Linked DNA regions of Homo sapiens: region 1 is linked to region 2. Evidence: read pairs that join two places in POLR2A ChIA-PET (ENCODE). Cell type or tissue: endothelial cell of umbilical vein. All regions are shown on one strand. Each heading gives the region's core, and the rest is flanking DNA. Links, peaks and the distances in the headings are about the cores only. Region 1 overlaps CHD5 (chromodomain helicase DNA binding protein 5). Region 2 overlaps KCNAB2 (potassium voltage-gated channel subfamily A regulatory beta subunit 2).

Region 1 (8,319 bases), core at 100-8,099, 64 kb after region 2:
TGCCCAGGCCTGGGGTGGGGGGATAAGGAGTGGCTGCTAATGGGTACAGGGTTTCTTTTTCAGGGGGAATGAAAATATTCCGGCCTTAGGCAGTGGCGATGGTTGTACACCCTACGAATATACTAGAAATCACTGAATAGTACTTTTTTTTTTTTGAGATGGAGTCTTGCTTTGTCCCCCCAGGCTGGAGTGCAGTGGTGTGATCTTGGCTCACTGCAACCTCCGCTTCCCAGGTTCAAGCGATTCTCCTGCCTCAGCCTCCCGAGCAGCCGGGATTACAGGCACGTGCCACCATGCCCGGCTAATCTTTTGTATTTTTAGTAGAGACGGGGTTTCACCATGTTGGCCAGGTTGGTCTCAAACTCCTGAGCTCAGGTGATCCTGCCGCCTCAGCCTCCTAAAGTGCTGTGATTAACAGGTGTGAGCCACCGCGCCCAGCCAGTTTTTTAAAAGAGTGAATTTTGCAGTATGTATATAAATTATATCTCGTAACTGTCATTAAAATGGAAAACTCTCTGTAGAGTGACATTTCAGCAAACAGAGGCTTTGGGGGAAGGAGAGGCCGTCTTCTGTGGGATTGTGGGTTAGACTAGGGGTTTCTGTGACCTTGCCACTTTCCATGACCCCAGTGCCCTCCCCGGCCCGCCCAGCCCACAGACCTGGCAGGCCCAGCGGGGCTGGCAGGAGGTGGGCAGGGCTGGCGGGCACTGGTGTGTTGGGGTCCGAGGAGATCACCTCGCCCGACTTCTTCCCCTCGGGCCCCTCAGGGATCAAGTCTGGGGTGCTGTACTTCCCGTTGACATGCTCAAACTCCTGAACCTGGGGTGGTGGGAGGGAAGGTGGAAGGGAAAGAGGGAGGGCAGTGGTGGCAACTCAGCCCTAAGGGCCTCAGGGCAGCCAGGGGGGCTGAAAGTGTCACAGGCTTGGGGTAGCTGCTACCTCCGCCCAAGGCTGGCCAAGCCAGGCCCCTCCTGACCACAAGCTCCCCTGCCCACCCTCCCACCCTCTGTGTGTCCTCCAACTGTATGTAACCCACCATCCTGGCCTCCACCCCACAGGCCCCTCACCCAGAAAGGCTTTCCAGGTCAGTCCCTCTGGAGTGACTCGGACCCTGGGCAGCTGTGTGGCCTGAACCAGGCACTTGTTCTCTGACCACTGACCCACAAGGGACAGCACCAGGAGCCCAGGCAGCCACCAGGAAGGGCCCTACAGAGAGTTACTCACCCACCTTCTTCCTAACTAGTGACATGACCCCGATGCGGGTCAGCACGTGCTGCCTGGAGAGGCCCTCCCGGGGCACGCCGTCTGCGAAGGTCTCTGCACCATCCGCCCCCGGCTCACACAGGTGCCGCATGAAGAGGGACACATAGGCTCTGGGGTGGGGGGGGGGGACTGGGGCTCAGGGAGTGGGGGGCCGGCAAGAACCCTCTGAGAGGGCTGGCAGGACCCCAGGGGAACTCCTGGCTGATCTTCAACCATCGCCCACCTCCTAGTCAGGCCTGGGCCAGGCCCGGGAAAGGACAGAGAGGGCCTCCCTGGCGAGGGGACCTCCTAGGACAGCCCTGGGTGACCGGGATCTTCCTCGCTGCCATAACACCAGCTGGTTTGGGCAGGGGCGGATGGTCAGTGTTTGCAAATCAGCCCTGCCCGGCACCAGGACTCTAGCCACCCAAAGTCCAAGTGGCAGTGAACTTTCCAGACGGCCTCATCCTGGCGGAAGCAAATGCTGCCCTCTGTGGGGCTCACCCGCAGGACCCTGCCCTACTCAGGGGCAGGTGGTCACACCCTGGGCCACCACCTAGCCCCTTTACCTAAACTCCTTCTCGCTCTTCCCTCGAAGGTCCCGCACCAGCCAGTGGGAGTTGAAGGCGTCCTGCGGGGGCATGCCCCAGCGCATGATGGCGTTCAGAAAGGCCTTCCGCTGTCGGGCATTGAAGCCCAGCACCTGGGCGAGTGGAGCGTGGGAGTATGAGCCCAGGACAGAGAGGGGTGGGGGTGGAGGATTCTGGGATGGGGGAAGAAAAGCATGGGAGGAGGAGAAGGTAGGAAGGGGGCACAGAGAAGGCAGGGGCCTCCACCTGGGGCAGGACCCTGACGGCGAAGACCAGACCAAGTTCTGTCCAAGCTCCGCCTCTACCTGGCATGAGACCCGGGGCAGTCCCCCAGCCCTCCTCCATACCCCAGGGGCAGCAGGAAGCAGGGGCAGAAAGAGATGCGGGAACAGACAGGCCCCACCTCGATGTTGCCACCAACTCGGGCGAGAAGCGGGGGCAGGGGCTTGTCCCTGTCACTCTTCAGCTGCCTCCGGGATTGTCGTCGTCCACCTGGGGAGCAGCCCGCCACAGTTCCTCAGGTGGGAGCCCAGAGATTCCTGATCCCCAAGGACAGCGGGACCCCAGACCAGCCCCGCTCCTGCTGCCATCAGCTCCCCTGACATGGCCTCAGCAGTAGCCCAGACCACTAACACTGAGACTCACTCTGCCCTTCCGGCCTCTCTTCAAAGTCCTCATCCTCATCCTCAGAGCCAATGGAATATTCTGACTGGTTATCAGAGAGCTCATCCTGCCACTCTGCAGGGGGCCAGACAGAGGGGCACGGAGTGAGCTGTACAAGCAAAGCCCACCCTCAAGTTCAAGCATGCCCAGGGCCACGCCGAGCCCCTGCACCCCAGCTCCATAAAAAAGCAGTGACAATGGCCCACATACTTCCTGTGGGCTCATTTAGTAATCCCAACACCACCACGTTATACACTAAGGGTACCATGTGTACCCACACATTACACATACTGTGTGCAAGGGACGTGCCCAAGGCCACGTCACGAGCAGTGGTGAAGTCACTGAACTGAGCCACACCTTGTTCCCCCAAACACCCAGCACCTCTGCACCTGCCCCCAGTCCCCTTTCCTCCAAAAAGCTGCCTCCCAGCTCCAACCAGCGCCGCCCAGCGTTCCTGGCCCCCACCTCCCGGGGGGGTCCTGCACAGGGATGCCCCAACAGAATCCTGCCCCACCCTCCACCTCTGGGTATGGGACACCCATCCCTCCTGGCACACTCGCCCAGCTCTCCCGGCCCGCACCTCCCGGGGGTTCTGCACAGGGATGCCCTGACAGAATCCTGCCCCACCCTCCGCCTCTGGGTATGGGACACCCATCCCTCCTGGCACACTCGCCCAGCTCTCCCGGCCCGCACCTCCCGGGGGTTCTGCACAGGGATGCCCTGACAGAATCCTGCCCCACCCTCCGCCTCTGGGTGAGGGGCACCAGTCCCTCCCTCCCGGCACGCACCCTGGTCCTCCTGGGAGGCATCGTTGTAGTTGACCTGCTTGCGGATGCGCTTGCCCTTGCCCAGGTTGCGGGCCAGGTCCTCCTGCTGCTGCTCATAGTGGTGCCGCAGCAGCTTCTCCCAGTAGTCGGGGTCCACGTTCTCCTCCTGCTTGATGATTTCCCGCTCCACCTCCTCCTGGGGACGCAGCACCACGGGTTCCATGGGTGGAGCCATCTCTGCCCTCCCGGAAGCCTCAGGCTGCCTCCACCTGACCTGCCCTTTGCCCCCTCAGGGCTCAAGGATTAATGGGATGGCCTGCCTACTCCAGGAAGCCTTCTCTGATCACCCCGGCCCTAGCTAGCTTTTCTCTCCCTGCCCCTATCCAGTCAATCATTTACTTATTCATCCATCCATTCACAAAGCAAGTATTTCCTCGCCTCCTGTCAAGCACTGAGGTACTGAGTTGAATAAGCTCCCCCTTGCCTGCCCTCAGGAGGCTCCTGGTTTCAAAGGAAAAGGTCATGGGCTCACCAGGTCTGCACGGAGGGTGGGGAGCAGAGGAGGAAACGGAAAGGCCTCCAGGAGAGACCCACAAGGAGCTCTTCGGGGACAGCTGGGGTTTGCCCGGTAGAGAAGGGAGAAAAGTGTGGGGTGGACCAGGCGTGGTGGCTCATTCCTTAACCCCAGAACTTTGGGAGGCCGAAGCAGGTAGATCACCTGAGGTCAGGAGTTCAAAACCAGCCTGGCCAACATGGCAAAGTCCCATCTCTACTAAAAATACAAAGATTAGACAGGCGTGGTGGTGCATGCCAGTAATCCCAGCTACTTGGGAGCTGAGGCACGAGAATCACTTAAACCTGGGAGGCGTTGGTTGCAGTGAGCTGATACTGCGCCACTGCACTCCAGCCGGGGCGACAGAGCGAGACTCCATTTCAAGAAAAAAAAAAAAAGAAAATTGTGGGCCGTCCTGGAACGTTGGCGGTCCAGGTGCAGGGCCGAGATGCAGGCCCTGAGGAAGGGGCGGGAGGGTGCAGCTGGGTAGGGACTGAAACCAGACCCCGGGGACAGGGCTCTGTGCAACGGGGTGGCAGATCAGCTTGCACTTCAGAGAGTGGGGAAGCTGGACTGGAGCCGGGATGACGCCACGGAGCAGGCGGCTGATGTGTGCAAGGGCAGTGGCCGGCCCATGTGGCTGTACTGCCCTCAGCGCTGCCTCCGTCCCTTCCCTCACTGTTGTGTCTCTAGTCCTGAGCCCGCGGGTGGAGCGACAGGGCCGCCCTGCAGAGGCCGGAGCACGTGGTTGGAGGGCGGAGCACACGCTGGAGTGCGGGGCACAGCAGGGAGGGCGGGGCTGCGGCTGGAGGGCGGGGTCACAGCTTGGAGGGCTGGCTGCGGCGGGAGGGCGGGGTCACAGTGGAAGGCGTGGACACAGTGGGGGGCGGGGCTGCGGATGGAGGGCGGGGCTGCGGATGGAGGGCGGGCCGGGGACCTTACCACGCCGTCCTCCTCGCGCACCACGTACTGCGCCACCTTGAAGGAGCTCAGGTACTCGTTCATGTTCTGTAGCTCCGTGTCATCTGTAGCGTCCTGGTTCCGGTCCAGCAGCTTGGAGATGGCCGCATCGTCATAGTGGATCACACTGCTGTCCTCCACGTCCTTGTTGTCACCTGGGGAGCAGGCAAATGCAGTGTGAGGACAAAGACTGCCCTGGTCCAGCCCCGGGGTCCCAGGAACAGACTCCCAACAATGGCCCTTCCCATCCCCAGCAGGGGCTGCAGCTGAGAGGCATGGTGACCAGACAGAGGAAACTGCGCTGTAACAGCCCCACTCGCCGCCCACCTGGCAGTCCCAGGACGCCCAAGTGAGGGCAGGTCAGGGAACCCCTCCTCTGCAGGAGCAGCCACCTGGTCGGAGGAGGAGCTGAGGCTGGGCTGGGTTGGCCCCTACCTGGCGGGGTGCTACCGTGCTTCTTCTTTGCACTGGCGGCCAAGTTCCCCCCTTTGGAGGACTGGACATCAGGGATGGGTGTGACCGGCCTCTGGCCCTGAGACATCATGCCTGTCAGACAGAGAAGGAAAGCACTGGTGCAGGACCACAGAGGGCTGCAGGGTTGGCGGGCAGTGCCCAGAGACACCACCCTGGGCTGTCCTAGCCAGGAGATACAGGTGGGGGGTGCAGAAGAGAGGCTGTGTGTTGGAGCGGGCAGGGACCCAAGCAAGCCCTGGATGGGTGTCTCAGCCGGGCCACCCCAGTCCCCTGCCACGCTCCCTCGGAACAGAGGCCCACCCTCCACGTCGTCCTTGAAGAGTTCCTCCGTGCCGAACTTGAGGATGTCGTCCAGCTCCTGCTTGGTCATGGACCCCGACTTGGAGCCGAGGCCGGGCCGCACCACCAGGTGGGTGAGCATCATCTTGCGCTTGGCCACCTGCGTGATGCGCTCCTCCACCGAGGCCCGAGTCACGAAGCGGTAGATCATCACCTTCTTGTTCTGGCCGATGCGGTGGGCGCGGCTGAAGGCCTGGGGAGACCTGCACCTCAGCACCCGTGGCTCACCCAGGGCTCCAGGCAATGGAGGAGATCACACCCATGAGCTCAAGAGCATGGAATGGGCTGCATGACTGTGTAGGGAAAGGCGTGTGGTGCGTCCAGGTGTGTGGAGCCCACCACTGCAGCTGGGCTCCCTCCCTGACTGCGGAGCCTCCCACAAGCCTGGGTGCCAGGCTGGGTTTGGAGTGGAAAAGCTTCTAGCCATTGGAAGCAGGCAGGACTGCAGGTGTGCAAGAGTGTGTGAGGGATGATACGGCCAGTGTGCTGGGTGTAACTGAAGCCACACAGAGCTTCGTGGGGGCCACGGGGAGGTAGGAGGCTGCATTTCCCTGTGAGCGAACCACTAATGGGACCACAAGACCATGTGCTGGAGACACGCAGCCACCTTCTGAGGGCAGCAAGGAGCTGAATCTGCCCAGTATAATACAAGGAAGTGCCTGAGACTCTGTGCAGCCCTACATGAGGTGACCTGGGTGTGGCCGTGTATATCTGTGTATGTGCATGGGCGCACACACATGTGAATGAGACATCAATTTGTATGTGTTCCCCTACATTTGTAAGCATTCAATGTGTGTGTCCCAGCGCCCGAGAGGGGTGGCCAGGTACACTAGGGTGGCTCTATTCCCATACCCCTCCCCCCACAGCCCTTCCATCCTTCCTTACAGCCCCATCTGCCCCTTGCACTATCTTATCCTCCCCTCCACCTCCAACAGGCCCCACTCTCTGCTCCCCACCCCCTTCAAAATGGGTGCCCCTCTGGGTCCCAGGGCTCCCTCTTCCTGCCTCCCTCCACGGCCTTGGTCCTGAGGATGATGGGAAAGACCAGATCAGTGGCCACTAGGAACTGCTGTGCGCCCTGGGACACTTCCCCTGCCCTCTCCAAGCCTGCTTCCTCCTCTGGACAAGGACAGAGCTGGAGGGATGGGGGCCAAGCTTCCACTCACTCCCAGAGCCCCTCTTGGGGCCGAGACTCCACGGGGGAGGGAGGCCCACAGCACCAGGATAGGTGAGGGGGTGATGGCAAGAAGGGCATGAAGGACAGAACCTGCCTGAGGCCCGGGATGAGAGGCCCCCTGGGAGGGTGGTGGGCGGCAGCAGCACAGACCTGGATGTCATTGTGCGGGTTCCAGTCCGAGTCGTAGATGATGACAGTGTCCGCCGTGGCCAGGTTGATGCCCAGACCACCTGCCCGGGTTGAGAGGAGGAAGCAGAACTGCTGGGCCCCGGGGGCTGAAAAAGAGAGGCCAGCAGATGGGAGTGTTTGGGGGGGTACACCTTGGGTGGGCAGAAAGGATGGGGGAGAGAACAGAGAGAAGGAACTGCAGCAACAGATCCCTGGCAGAGAAGGACAAAGCCGGAGACCCCATCAGAGACGGGTGGCCACAGCTGCACTCAGGGGAGCCAGAGGAGGCCTGCCCAAGCCCACTTAGCCCCCAGCGAGCTCTGAGCCCTAGTGCAGTGGGAGGGCACTGGAACGAGGAGGTCAATTTTCAAACCCCAGATGAGCAAAAAACAAAGTGCAAGCCGCCAGCAAGTACAAGCAGAGCCCTAGAGAGCTCAGAGTCCTTCATGTCCCCGCAGCTTCCCACCCCTGGCTTCCCTTAGCCCACCGATGCTGCCAGGGCAGCCCGGGAAAACTCAGGGGCGCAGCTCCGGGACCTGGGGTCCCACCCCACTGGGCAACCCTGTCACAGGATGGCTGGTTCTCAGCCTCTCAGGGCCCTTCAGTGACCTGGGACTGACCACAGCCCCCACTGGAGCTGCAAACAGGCCCCTGGCACACCCAGGGCTTCAGCCACTCCTGCTTCCACATGTGGCTGGGCCACGTCTAGACCCTGAAACTCTGAACTTGCTATTCCTCCTGGCTCTCTGGCACAAGTGTTTGAGAGGAATCACTGCTTTGGGCGTTTGGAGAGCGTGGCCCCAGCCCCTAAGGGCTGACGCCCCAGGGAAACAAAGCTTGTTACTATTTGCTGCAAACTTGCTACTGAAGCTTACAGCCGACTGCTTCCCACTCCAGAAGTTTCTTTTGCTACAGGAGGAACTCCACCGGCAAGACCCTCCTGACCTCCACCCTCGCCTCTCCTTCCCAGGCAGGGAAGACCAAGCATGGGTGACTCTGGGGAAAGAGCCTGATCATGTGTGGCCCAGCCCTTTCACTCTCTCCTGCCTCTGGAAGTGGCCCCAGGTAGCACGTGCATCTCTGTACCTTCTGCCACCATTCACCATACGGCAGGCTCTGTCCAACACCACTTGTAACTGGGGCTCACCTGGCGTCAATATTAGAGGCCCCGTCTGCGTTTCTCATTGTCTAACTCCATTCCCAACAGGTGTTATCTACTGGGCCCCTCAGAACTCCGATTCCATGGGAGGAATCCTTTTAACATTGGAAACTCGGACTGGCCTGCTGTCTTTAGCTGTTTGTGAGGCTGCTCAACACAACACCAGCTGGGTGACCTGGCTAAGAACCAGGCCTGGGAGAAGAGGCCAAAAAGGAGTCTCAATCAGA
Region 2 (8,319 bases), core at 68-8,067:
CAGCAACTCAGAGCAGAGCCGGCCATCTCACAGCCGCGGGCCTCTCTCCCCTTTCTGGGCTCCTAGAGTTGGAAGTGAGTGGGGCCATGAGGTCCTGGTGAGCAAGAGGAAGGAGGAGGAACTGGCTTTGCAGACCGTGCAAAGCCGGTTCCCGGGAAGCACACACATGGCCTGCAGGAGGCCTTGTCCTAGCATCACCTGCAGCTTCAAGCACAGTCCACTCAGCCCAACCACAGAATGGGCCCCGCCAGTGGGATGTGCGCTCTGGGCAAGGCTCACATGTCCTGTCATCGGTCCTGTGGCCTCCTCCTTCCCTCGGCCTCCCACTGTCCCTCCGTGTCAAGTCTCCCACCATCTGATGCGCCCTCTGGCAAGGCCAGTGAGTCACCCTACTCCAGACACAGAACCTGCTGCTGCCTCACAGGCTCCCGCCATCTGCCCTCCTGCCTCTGCTCTCAGGAGAAGGACACTCCTGGAATTCCACATGGATCCCACCTTCTCCCTGGAGCCCTGCCATACTCCTGGGCACCGCTGATGCGCTCTCCTGCTGGCTGACTTGGCCTTGAACACGGGTGGCTCAGGCCTTTCCCAGGGACCCTTGCTTCATGCCCCAGCTGGAGGAAGCCACACTCACAGCACTTAGCCCCTATGGGGTCTTCAGCTCTTACTCTCCTGGTGGACTCCTCCTCCAGGAAGGCCACCGGCCCTGCCTCCCTTTGTTCTTAGAAACTGCTCCTTTGGGGCAGCCCCTCAACTGTTCAACATCCTCTGCCCTTCCTTGGGCAAGAAGCCACCTTTGGGTGTAAACCACACTCCGTTCAGCACGGACAAGGCGGTCTCTGCAGGATGCAGACCCTCAGTCTCACTCTCGGAGGAGCTGCTGGAGGCTGTGCTTTTAAAAGCCATGTCAGGCCAAGCGTGGTGGCTCACGCCTGCAATCCCATTACTTTGGGAGGCCCAGGCAGGTGGCGGATCACAAGGTCAAGAGATCGAGACCATCCTAGCCAACATGCTGAAACCCCGTCTCTACTAAAAATACAAAAATTAGCTGGGCATGGTGGCACGTGCCTGTAGTCTCAGCTACTCAGGTGGCTGAGGCAGGAGAATTGCTTGAACCCAGGAGGTGGAGGTTGCAGTGAGCCAAGGTCGCACCACTGCACTCCAGCCTGGCAACAGAGCAAGACTCCGTCTCAAAAAAAAAAAAAAAAAAAAAGCCATATCTAAAACCTTCTCCAGACCTTGAGCCCTCCACAGGCCTCGTTCTGTGCATGAGAGGGCATCCGCCCCCTTCCACTGCGAGCCTGTTGCCATTGTAGGGGAGGAGCTGGCCGGCCCCAGCTTTCCAGCCTCTCCAGGCCCAAGGGGGAGGAGTGGACCCCAGGCACTGAGCCGGAAGCCTCCGCTACAGCAGGGATGCTGTCTGTGGTGCACTCCAGGGACACAGAGCAGAGCTTTTAATGGGGGTGGCTGCTCTCCAGTGAATCACAGCAAGAGCTAGCTGCTTCATCTTATCAACAGCAGGTACCGGAGAGACAGAAAAAGAACCAGAAATGGGTTGTAGGTTGAAGTCAACCAGCCACGCTCCATGCCTCTGACCAAAGCCTACCAGCACTGGGCCGGGCGGTGGCTCACGCCTGTAACCCCAGCACCGGGCCGGGCGGGGGCTCACGCCTGTCATCCCAGCACCGGGCCGGGCGTGTCCCCACACATGAATGTTCCAGGCTTCCCTTGTCTGGACGATGTGATCAGGGAGACACCATCCCAGATTCTGGCTGGTAACAGAGCAGGCCTCCTCAACCCTGGCACCATTGACACTTGGGCTGGACAATTCTCTGTCATGGGGCAGCATCCGTGGCCTCTGCCTACTGCCAGTAGCACCTCCTGCCCAGTTGGGACAACCAAAAATGCCTCCCTATGCTGCCCAGTGTTCCCTGGGGAACAAAACCCCTCCCAGGTAACATGCACTGATACAGAGTAATCATCTCTGCCACCAATTTTCACAGATTATAACGGAATATAATGTGCATAATGCAAAAATTATATTGAATTCTTTTTAAAATTACCCTCCACCCCACCTTATTCCAAAAAGGATTGTAGGTGACGTTGTTAAATTAATCTGCTACCATGAAATTTTTAAAATAAATAATAGCAAATATGGGGAAAATGGAAAATAAGGGTAGGTCAGTAAAATAAGTCGGTGGTAAAAATAAAATACCAAATTCACCCACTAGATGACCAGGCAGTGACTGGTGAGGGCTGTGTGTTTTATACAGACTTTCCGGCAAAGAATAAACCCACTGATTGCTTAGAAGTCCAGTGTCAGCCAAGCGCGGTGGCTCACGCCTGTAATCCCAGCATTTTAGAAGCCCAAGGCAGGCGGATCGCCTGAGGTCGGGAGTTCAAGACCAGCCTGACCAACATGGAGAAACTCTGTCTCTACTAAAAATACAAAAAATTAGCCGAGCGCGGTGGCACATGCCTGTAATCCCAGCTACTCGGGAGGCTGAGGTAGGAGAATCACTTGAACCCGGGAGGTGGAGGTTGCAGTGAGCCAAGATTGCACCATTGCTCTCCAGCCTGGGCAACAAGAAAAAAAAAAAGAAGTCCAAAAAAAAAAAGTCCAGTGTCTCTAAAATTTCTACCTTGGGTTCTCAAAAAAGAACACAATGTGAGCTAGGAAACGCCATTCCCCCAGTAAGTGGGCATTTGTCTAGCAGCTGTTTGTGTCCCTTAGTATCATATCATAAGGAACATAAATTAGTCTTTCCTGGGTCCATTGATCCAATATTTATTGAAGGCTTTTGGGCACGTGACATGGTGCTGGACGGTGGAGACACCAAGATGACCACATGCAAACTGCTCCCCACCCCCTGGTGTCCCTGGGAAGAACATGGTCAGTGGCGCTCGGAGAAGGGAGGGGTTACTTGTGCTGGGGGCCTAGCTTCATAGCGCACACACACTGTCTGAGCTGATGTCACAAGTGACTCCGAGTTCAAAGGCAGAGAAACAGGAAAGGCACTTCCACAGGGAACAGCAGGAATAGAAGCCCAGAGGGTTTTCAGGCAGGTGACTTTTTTGGGGGAGATGGGAACAGCTTTATTGAAATATAATTCACGTGCCATACAATTCATTTAATGCAATTATATGGAATTAAGTGCAATTCAGCAGTTTTCATGTATTCAGAGCTGTGCAAACATTGCCACAATTTTAGGATATGTTCATCAACCCCAGAAAGAAGCCCCATACCCTTCAACTCTCACTCCCCATTCCCACCCCCTGCAACCACCAAGCTTTCTGTCTCTACGGATTCGCCTATTTGGATTTTTTTTTTTTTTTTGAGACGGAATCTCACTGTCGCCCAGGCTAGAGTGCAGTAGCGCAACCTCGGCTTACTGCAGCCTCCAGGTGCAAGCGATTCTCCTGCCTCAGCCTCCCGAGTAGCTGGGATTACAGGCGCCCACCACCACACCTGGCTAATTTTTTATTTTTATTTTTAATAGAGACGGGGTTTCGCCATGTTGGCCAGGCTGGTCTCAAACTCCTGACCTCACGATCCACCTGCCTCAGCCTCCCAAAGTTCTGGGATTACAAGTGTGAGCCACCGTGGATATTTCATATGAATGGAATCATACGTGTTCTTTCATGACCGTCTTTAACTTAGCATCATGTTTTCAAGGTTCATCTGTGCCTGTGCCAGTAATTTTTTTTTTTTTTTTTTGAGACAGAGTCTTGCCCTGTCACCCAGGCTGGAGTGCAGTGGCATGATCTCAGCTCACTGCAACCTCCACCTCCCGAGTTCAAGCAATTCTCCTGCCTCAGCCTCCCGAGTAGCTGGCATTACAGGTGTGTGCCACCACAGCCAGCTAATTTTTTGTATTTTTAGTAGAAATGGGGTTTCACCATGTTAGCCAGGCTGGTCTCAAATTCCTGACCTCAGGTGATCCACCCACCTCAGCCTCCCACAGTGCTGGGATTACAGGCATGAGCCACCACACTGGACACTTCCTTCTTTTTATGGCTGAATAACACTTCATTTTCTGGAGAGGGCTACATCCTGTTTCTCCATTTGTCGGTTGATGGGTGTTTGGGTTGTTTCCAGTTTGGGGCTATTGTGAATAAGGCTGCTGTGGACATTTGTGTTGAAGTTTTTGTGTGGGCGTATGTTTTCAGTTATTTGAGGACATAGCTAGCGGGGGGATTGCCTGGTCATGTGGTGAGGCCGATGACATTTTACACTTGGTGACTGAAAGTCTCGTGAGTCTCCCTGAACTCTGTGCTGCTTAACGTGCACCACTGGGGTAAGAACACCCCTGGGGAAGAGTAAGATGCCAGCCATTGTGGGATCCGATGTTGCCAGCCTTTGTGGGATCCGACGGTTTACCAGAGTGCAGAGAATGCGTAAGGAAGAGGTAGAGGATTTCTGCGTCTCACTAGGCCAGCATGCGTAGCACCACTTGAAGCTCTTGGTAGAAACGCCGCCTTCCGGGCTGAACACCGCCTTCTGGGCTGGGCCTCAGAGCCACTGATTCCGTAGGTCAGGGGGATGCCCAGGACCCTGCCTTTGTAATAAGTTCCCCTGACATGATCAGATGTTGAACAGCCCTGTCCTAGACGGTGAGCGCCATGAGAGCAGGTGCCTTGTGATACACAGTAGGCACCCAGAGGCTCTTTGAACAAATCAATGTGATCCTTTTTATAAATAGGGAAGGGGGCTGTTGAAAAATTCTGTTAGATAGTCTGAGCAAATTCCATCTTGGCCCTGGCTTTGCACATTTAGGGGAAGTAGGGATGCTAAGATTTGCTGCTGGTCACACCCTATAAAGAGCCTCCAAGTAGGGAGAAGGGTAGGGGGCAAAAGACTTAACCTGAGCCCTAGGTAGGGGCCAAAGGTGGAATGGTTGCCATCTGTGCCTCTTCAGCAGCCCATGAGCTCCCGGGAGGCCAGGGCTGTGGCCTTTGAATCCTGGGGTCCAGCCTCAAGGAGGGGTGGGCTGTGCATAGGGTTGCCTATCCCCCGTCACCCCACCACCTTCCAGTGCCCTTAGTACCTCCTGGCAGGACAAGAGGGGGCCCAGAAGGCAGCTCTGACCAGGGTCCACCTGCAGGGTGTGAGGGGGACACTTGGGATCAGAGGGCAGAGCCAGCCCCTCCGGATGCTGAAGAGGATGAAGTAAAGTAGGGCAGGGGCTTCATTCAGCCATTCACTCACTGATTGCAGAGTATGTATTGAGCGTCTGCTGTAACCTAAGTTTTACTGGGAGTGTTGGAATCTCTCTGTCCCTTTGACCCCCGCGTTTCCTTCCTTGGGCCATCTGTGTCATAACCATCAAGACGCAGTGGCTTCTTCACATTTCTGGTGATGTTGCTTCTCCATGTGCCAATCCCCCAGCGGATACCCCACTCTCCGGAGGGAGAACCCCAAGCAGGTGCCGCTGGGCATGCGCCAGGGAGGCTGTGACCGGAGCAAGCACTGCCTTGCTTGGAGCTGGCTGCCTACAAGCTCAGACATCCAGCCCGCAGAGTCCACCCTGGCTGCAGCGCCTGCCCAGGCCTCAGGCCAGTCCTGGCTCAGCAGCTGTCAGCCCGGAGCAGCCAGCGATGGCCTCAGGGGACCAGCCAAGGCAGGCGGCTTGTGCATCCTGCTTCATTAATAATGAATGGCCAGACGCTGCCCGCGCCTCTCCCTGGTCGCCTCATTGACATGGTGGGAGCCTCAGCCGCCCACAGCGCGCAGAGCCAGGAGCTGGATCCCAGGCCCCCTCAGAAAGACTCAAGAAGCCCCGAGAAGCAGCTGCTCCCCAAGACCCCCTGAGCTGCTGCCCCAGAAGAGCAGTCACAGCGGCCCTGCGCAGCCCCCCAGGCCATCACCTCCGGCTCCACAAGTGACACCAGAGAGAGCCCTCCCTTCTCCAGTCCAAGGAAGGCGGGTGTGCTCATCACCCGTCACTCATCATCAGGAGTAACTCACAGCCCAGCCCTGCCCAACACTTTTGGAGACTGTTGGGCTGAGGACTTGGGCAGCCAGGGCTGGTTGAGGGTGGGGACAGAGGAAGGACCTGCAGAGACGAGAGATGTGAGGGGAGGAGAAAATGCGCACCCCCCAACCTCCAGCCGCGCTTCCAGCAGGTCTTCTGTACCTCGGGCCTGGAAATGTGACTCCCTCCCTCAGAGCTGTGCAGCCTTCTTCCCCACCGTTGCCTTCGGAAATCCTCACTCCTCAAGGAATGCCTGCAGCTTCCTTGGCTTCTGGATAAAGTCTCGTCCTGGTCGGGGGAGAAGAGTTTCTTGGGGACAGATGGCTCCTGAGCCCAAGGGGACAGGGGACGCAGCCAGGATCTGAGCACCCGGCCTCAGCATGCAGGTGTCCTTCGTTTGCTCGGAGCACAGCCTCAAGGGCCGGGGCCCTGAGGATCGGCTGGGCCGACCGGCGGCCAGCAGTCCCAGCCTGGGCTCCCGAGGCCGCTTCCGCGCCGTGGCCATGGTGGCCCGGAGCCTGGGACAGCTGTCGGTGCAGAGCCTCCCGTGTGCCGGTGACACCAGCGTGAAGCAGCAAAGGATGAAATATAGGTACGGGGGCACACAGCTTTGCAGGGTGGGGGCTGACCTCCCGGCCTCCCCAACTCCCCACCTCCTCACTTTCGAGAGCGCATAAAATCTGCAAATCCCCATTTGTCAGACTTGGGCAGTTTGTGCTGAGGGCCGGGAGGGGCTGTGCTTAGTGCTTGGTAGATGATGAGAAACAGCGTGGAGAATCCGGTCAGTGCTAAGTTTCTTTCTTCCCAGTTTCAGGGGGAGATGGTGAGGGCGCCGTCTTCCTTCCTTCTGCCTCTGTTTTCTTTCTGAGGGTCGTTTACAATAGCCAAGCCACCAATGCTCCCTTTTCCTGGGGAACCCTGAGGCATGGGCCACAGGGCCCCCCCAACATCCTCCTGCCCTCCCCTGGGCACACAGGCTCCACAAGATGCCCTGGGGGTGGTCTGATATCTTTCCAGCCAGGCCACCATGACAAACATCCGTTTGATAGTGAGGGACTGTGGGGTGAACCCTGTGATGGAATGAATCTTCCCTCCTCCACCTGAGCCAGGCCCAGGGCCCAATTCCTCTAGCAGGCGGGACTCTTGCTCCAGCAGGCACAGGCAGCCAGGCCGCATCTGGAGTTTCCCGATGGTCAGCCCAGGCACCTTGCTTCCCTCCACCCGGGCTCAGCCCCCATCTGGCTCCCGGTGCTGTGACTTGTATGTGGGGAGGATGCCGACCACTCATGTCAGGAGCAGGGCCTCCCTCCTCTTCCCTGCCGGGGCCTTTCTCCAAGGCTGGGTGAATGTGCCCAGGATGGAAAAGGGAGGGTCCCAGCTTTGTACAAAGGGTCCCGGGAGCAGGGTTCTGGGGCACCCTTCTGGGGGCCGGCCTTCCTCACTCCCCATGTAAGTCTCTGAGTCCAGAGCCTTGATTGCGTCCAGAACCATCCTCCAGGCATAAAGGAAGTCTCCACAACACGTGGTCTACAGAAGCTGGAAAAGCTAAATTAGGTCTCTGGTTCCCAGGTTTCCTGGGAAAGTTTTCCCAAAACAGGAACCGAACTGGGGACAACTCTGCTTTTCAGTGACCTGAAACTGGAGTGCAGGCCACCAGCCTCAGAAACAGCCACAAACTGTTCTCATTGCATTTGGGAATCTTCTGGGTTTATAGCTGGTATGGGTGCCAACCTGAAAAGCATTGTGAGTCCATCCTGATGCCTGAGCTGTGTGGCTTAAACCTCTACAAAACCAATGCCTGAGAGTTGGGCCTCGTGTGAAAACCGTGTCATCTAAGCCAACCCTTGCTGGAGGTGAATTCTGGGATGACTCTGGGGGTCCTGCATCCACATTCGTGTCTCTTCCTTCCCTGCGTCCTGGGAGGGTGAGACATGCTTTAATGAACCTCTGGGCTGAAAGTGTCCAATCCTCTAAGCTTAATGACAGTCCAGAATGGAATTCTCTGTTCTAGAAGCTCTGGGGTTTACATCTTTTGTTAAGTAGGGATCAAAAGCTAAAATTAGAGCCAGGAGAGGTGGCTCATGCCTGTGATCCCAGCACTTTGGGAGACTGAGGAGGGTGGATCACTTGAGCTCAGGAGATCAAGACCAGCCTGGCCAACATAATGAAACCCTGTCTCTACCAAAAAATACAAAAATTAGCTGGGCATGGTGGTGTGCACCTGTAGTCCCAACTACTTGGGAGGCTGAGGTGGGAGAATTACTTGAACTCAGGAGGCAGAGGTTGCAGTGAACCAAGATCACGCCACAGCACTCCAGCCTGGGTGACAGAATGAGAGCCTGTC

The links. Peaks named below come from ENCODE experiments on the same cell type or tissue, not always from the same donor. Only the 100,000 strongest peaks of a DNase experiment are listed, where the experiment ranks them.
Region 1: POLR2A ChIA-PET joins it to region 2 with 11 read pairs; 3 of 35 experiments call an interaction of 5 or more read pairs at or near these places.

What each region holds. Positions count from the first base shown.
Region 1 is chr1:6,123,289-6,131,607 of GRCh38, forward strand. It overlaps CHD5 (chromodomain helicase DNA binding protein 5), which reads right to left. Exons shown (of 42, transcript NM_015557.3): 22 at 6,916-7,040; 23 at 5,550-5,781; 24 at 5,211-5,321; 25 at 4,758-4,930; 26 at 3,284-3,458; 27 at 2,478-2,570; 28 at 2,236-2,324; 29 at 1,812-1,945; 30 at 1,229-1,373; 31 at 660-819. Among named protein-coding and RNA genes, the nearest start is that of CHD5, 53 kb to the right of the region's middle. RefSeq lists enhancers at 2,881-3,768, 3,769-4,658, 4,421-4,715 and a silencer at 4,421-4,715. In endothelial cell of umbilical vein, for the core only: no CTCF peak of the experiment used is centred there; a DNase peak (open chromatin) is centred at 4,593.
Region 2 is chr1:6,059,710-6,068,028 of GRCh38, forward strand. The region is part of intron 2 of KCNAB2 (potassium voltage-gated channel subfamily A regulatory beta subunit 2); the gene reads left to right. Among named protein-coding and RNA genes, the nearest start is that of KCNAB2, 18 kb to the left of the region's middle. RefSeq lists an enhancer at 358-858. In endothelial cell of umbilical vein, for the core only: no CTCF peak of the experiment used is centred there; no DNase peak of the experiment used is centred there.